2 separate regions of the Homo sapiens genome follow, and region 2 is linked to region 1. Evidence: chromatin loops called from intact Hi-C (ENCODE). Cell type or tissue: A673. All regions are shown on one strand.

What was found. Hi-C counts contacts between places; a loop is a spot of excess contacts. Peaks named below come from ENCODE experiments on the same cell type or tissue, not always from the same donor. Only the 100,000 strongest peaks of a DNase experiment are listed, where the experiment ranks them.
Region 2: it touches region 1 in a loop (2.7-fold over the local background); 6 of 110 quality-filtered maps call a loop at or near these places.

Annotation. Positions count from the first base shown.
Region 1 is chr14:96,575,989-96,578,488 of GRCh38, forward strand. No RefSeq gene overlaps it. Among named protein-coding and RNA genes, the nearest start is that of PAPOLA, 75 kb to the left of the region's middle. In A673, no CTCF peak of the experiment used is centred here; no DNase peak of the experiment used is centred here.
Region 2 is chr14:96,661,749-96,664,248 of GRCh38, forward strand. LOC105370645 (a long non-coding RNA gene) reads left to right here and starts at 2,047. Exons shown (of 3, transcript XR_944179.4): 1 at 2,047-2,500. In A673, no CTCF peak of the experiment used is centred here; a DNase peak (open chromatin) is centred at 1,143.

The DNA of each region.
Region 1 (2,500 bases):
GTCATAATTCATATTCATTGTAGTCAAAATTCATATTCATTGTAATACTTAAAAAATACAGAAAAGCATAAAGAAGAAACTTCACCCATAATCCTTAAAAAAAAAAAAAAAGCATACTTAAGGTCATACTAGGTAAGTAATTTTATATCAGGCATTTTCCCTGGAGATTGTCACGGCTGTTGAATAGGTAAAGCAAAGAGCCCAAGCATATCATGTGTGTGTCTCCACAAGCTGGGGACCTACGCTTTGGATTGAAGCCTGAGGAGAAATGTGGGGGAGCCTGGACCTAGGAGGGGTATGGAGAGGGAACCAGGCTGTATAGTGGAGAAAGACTCCCTGGTTTGCCAGGTGAGGGTTGAATCAGGGAGGCTCACAACAATGGCCGGCTTTAGCTTTAAGTGAATACCCCTATCAGAAAGTTAGAAAAAAAACAAACTCGTGTAGTTCAATGGGCATGGTTTTGCCTCCTGTGAGGAGGATGTTCATTCAACAGATATTCGTTGATCCCCTACCATGTACCAGGTGCTGTTACAGTGAGAAGCAAGCAAGGAGAGGGAACTGGGGTTCACTGAGTCCACAGGGTTTAGGCACTTTGGCGCACTCTGAGTGGTGGGCGTCACACTCAGCTGCCGTGACAGCTGCCTGGGGGTAGTTACAGATCAGTGAGACCTGGTAATAAGTTGAACTTGTCTGGTTCTAAAGCCCAAGCTGTTTCCATTTTGGGGCACATTTAACAGTTAAAAAGAGGCCCTAGTTATACATGGGGAACAAAACTGATAATAGCCCCTGTCCTTATGAAAGCTTATAGTTCATAGGAGATACAGATGCCGACAACACAAATGAACTGTAAGTTACTAGTGGGCTCTGAACGGAAATAAGAGTGCTTCTGGAAGGTTAGGAGCACCCTTTCAAACTGGACAAGCTTTGACCTGAAGACTAAGGTGGTGCCGAGTGAGGGAGCAGCATGTTTCTTAAGCAGGAAGGAGCTTGGCAACTGCAGAGGAACAGGAAGGTGCTGGAGTTTTAGAGCTTAGTTGGGTTGAGAGAGATGTAGGTGCCCAGATGTATCACAGTGATAGAATAAGAGGTCCAGAAGTGCTGAGGGAGCATGCAGCTTCCTGGTGGCCTTGGGGAGGATGTGGGAGAGCAGGTGCCATTTGATGGGTAGTTTGGCTGTGATCAGGAAACAGAGCAGAGGAGACAGCATGCTAAGTGGAGTGAAGGGCTTGCACCAGGGCACGGGGCAGGAGAGCATGTCAAGGTCAGAGAACAAAGCAGCCAGCAAAGCTAGTGTGTGACTGGGTGGGGCGGGTGGGGAGCAGTAGGTTAGATGTTACTGCCCTATTGAGAAAGATCTTGAGGCTCAGAGCAGCTCAACATGATTAAGATGTGGTCCAGGTTCTTAGTGGTGGTAGAAGCTAAGTAAAGGAGAACAAAGAGCGCACACACACACAAAGACCCTGGGCTTCCGTCACTTGTGCTTGTACCTGGTCCCATATTCCCATATTGGAGACTTGTACCGTTGCATACTTGCTCTCGCACCTCCCTTCCTTCCAGATCCAGCTTCATGCTGGATAAAAGAAATGTTTACATCCCAAATAGGATGGAGTGGACGGTGCCAGATTTCACACTACCCAGAGGGCTGCACAATTTACTACTTATAAGTTGTTTATTTCTGGCATTTTCCATTGAATATTTTCAGACTGTGGTTGGCTGCAGGTAACTGAAACCACGGAAAGCAGAACCATGGATAAAGGGGATTACTGTACTACAAATTCCAAGGTCCTGATAGAGAAGTCTCTTCATTAGGGAACTAGACCGCTTGCCTTAAAATGCATTTGGCTTGCAAGGCGGGTGCGAGGGAACGATATGTCACAAGCTAGCAGAGGCTGTGGGCAGTGTGCCCTTTACGTTCTGACACGCGTGGGGGCCCACATCTCTGCAGAGTCCTCCCCTTGAAAGCCTTTTAGTCCCTGACATCCATCATTGTGGGGGCTCAGCTTGGCTGAGCTGAATATTTATGAGTCATTATTTAATTAAGCCTTTCATACTTTCATTGATAAATGCAGTCACCCCTTGCCCCATTAGTCCCCACCACCACCTTGCAGCCCACAGCCAACTTCCAGCCCAGGCGCTGCTCCTCATTCTGTTCCTGGCATGCTGTTGACTGCCCTCCAGTGTCTACCACCCACTGGAGAGAAATCAAGGCCGGGATTCCTTTCAGTGCCCCCAGTATGTGGAGGCAAAGAGAGACATTTGCACTGACCATTGGTAGATGCTATAGTTTGACCAAACGGCCCCTATTCCTAGGTGTTTGGCAACTTGTAGCCCAAGTGGAAGACGGGAGAGAACAACCCAACAGGCATCTGGGGAGGTGCCTGTTCTCCTGACGCTGCCTGTCTGTCTGATGGTTCTATTAACAGCCTTCAAGAAGGATGAAGGGGAGGGTACAACAGTGAACAACAAACATCTCAGTCAGGAGAGGAATTTCAAGACGGGG
Region 2 (2,500 bases), 86 kb after region 1:
CTCCCTTGGCCAGGCACCCTTGTGCAGTGCACATTCTGTACAACTGTATTTGGCATTCCTGCTGGCAGCACTCAGGAGCATTTAAGAAAAGTGCTAAGAGATTTGCAAACACTGGAGTATGTAAAGAAACAGCTAACTGCAATCATTAGTCTAAGCTTTGCTTCATAACCAAACAGCATGACTAATAAAGTGTCCCAAACTTGTCATTTATTTTCCTTTACTTTCACCTTCAGCCAACTCACACCATCAAGTGTCCCAAACTCTTATTATTTATTAATAATCATTTGTTGAGGGCTTACTGTGTGCCAGGCTCTGAAGATACAGACATGACTACGACCTGAATTTTGAGAGAGAGGCAGCTGCATAGACCTGGTGCTCCAGCCCTGGGCTGTCAGAACACTGCACTGGGGTCAAGGGCAGAAGGCCCTTCTGGGGCTGGGGTCCAGGATGAGTGTGTGGCCTTGAGCAGGGAGAAACCAGCACTCTTCTCAGCTGGGCCTTTCTGGCAGGGCTGGCCTTTGCTCTGACTTCAGCTCCTCTAGTAGAGAAGCTCAGTTTTCATCACTTCCACCTGCACCCTCCCTGGAAGTCCCTCAACTAATGCATTTCTTTCTTTGGGAGGCCGAGGCTGAAGACTGACGTCTTCGCCCCGTTGGTCCCTGGAGGCGGGCTGCTGCCCCATTTGGGAGAGGACAGTGCACTCCTTGCACAACCTTTCAAGTACGGGCGCGTCAGAGCAACAGCACATTCAACCTGTGCGGGATTTGCAGACCAGCAAGTTTTGCCGACGCGTGCTCCCGGAACAGAATCACCTTTTGTACGGTATTAATGTAAAAGTTTCATTTAAAAGACACCAGCTGTGGTCCTACCCAGGTTTATTCATATGGGACCTTCACTGGGTCAACTTAATACTTAACTACTGCTTATTATCCCATCAGTCTTCAGGGACAACCCATGATCTAATTGCCTAGCATTTATGTTGCTTGGTAACCACAAATAGAGAATAATAGTTCTTAAAGGGGCAGTGTGGAATTTCATGCCCCTGCAGTGAAGTACACTTCATTTCCCAGAGCACCCTGTGTTTTTTAATTCAGTGAATAAAAATGTGTAATGAATAATTAATTATGTGCTTGGAGGCACAATAGCTGTCTACTTTTGAATATTCATCAGCGGCATTATTAATTCACTAGAAATCCCAGGGAGGAATGGGATAGGCTTTTAGCCTAGCTGGAGGACTTAACGATAATGCTTTGCAACACGCACAAACTTTTTTAAAGCTGACTTTTCTTTGGGAGTCGCTTTCTGGGTAATTTTCCTCTTTTAAGAACATTTCGCCGTGGCCCGGATTCCCGCGGAGCTGGTGGGACGCAGAGACCACCAGTGACCATGAAAAAGGCCCACTCTGGAACTCCTGTCTGGAAAGTCCATTAATAACCAGGCTCACTCGCCTCGTGAGGCCCGGGGTGTGCTAATGGGAGCGAGAAGCCTGGCCGCAGAGGCAGGAGCCCCCGTTCACTTCCAGAGAAGAAAGCAGCGTGCGCACTATGCCCTCTCTTAGAGGGGACCCTCTCCTGTCGTGGAGATGGGGACCTCGGCCATCCCTCTGCAGCCTGTGATGTATCCTGCATGGCTCCTGAGTAGCCTCTGAGGCCAGTGGTGTCAGACTCAGGGCTGGGATCCACGCCCCTAGGCCTCCCCGCCCAGTTCTAAACACCGATGCCAAGGCACCTCTCTGCCAAGGGTCCTGTACTGTTTCCTCTGCAGTTTTCTGAGATCTTCCATGCTAGTATAATTCCTCACCCCACTTTCTCTTTTAGTCCCAGAAAAATCTTCCTGGCCTCTCAATTGCGAGCTGCCTGCCTGACGCCCGCTCCTTCCTCCTCCCTTAATAACATAACCTCTACACCACGGGACAGCGCGGCACCCCACTGGACGATTACACTTCCCAGCCCACCTTGCGGCGGGAGATCATCATGTGACTGAGTTCTAGCCAATGAGAGGCATGTGGAAGTTGCTGGGCGGAACTTCTGTGGAGTCTTTCTGAAAGCAGGTGGAGAAGGAGTCCTGCTTGTTCTCAGCCTTCCTTTTTTCCTCCAGTCTGGGATGTAGATGAGATGGTTGAAGCTCCAGCAGTCATGGTGGATCATGAGGACACTCTGAGGATGGAAACAATGTGCTTGGAGGTTGAGTAAGAAAGACAGAAGGAGCTTGGATCCCTGCTGACTGTAGAACTCTCCCTCACAGCCTGAAAGTACCTCCTTCCAGCCTTTTTTCACATGAGAGAAATGAACCTCTAACTTGTTTAATCTGGATTATTCTGGGCTTTCTGTTGTGTGCAGTGGAACCCAATCTTCATCGAGTTCCCCTTCCCAAGAGTTCTGTCATTTTTCCTGCATTCTTTTTAGATTTCATAGCATTTACTCTTTCCGATAGATGTGAAAATTCTTTGAAAAGTTAACATCTTGAATAATGAAAGATAGCCTGTGCAACCCACGCAGAA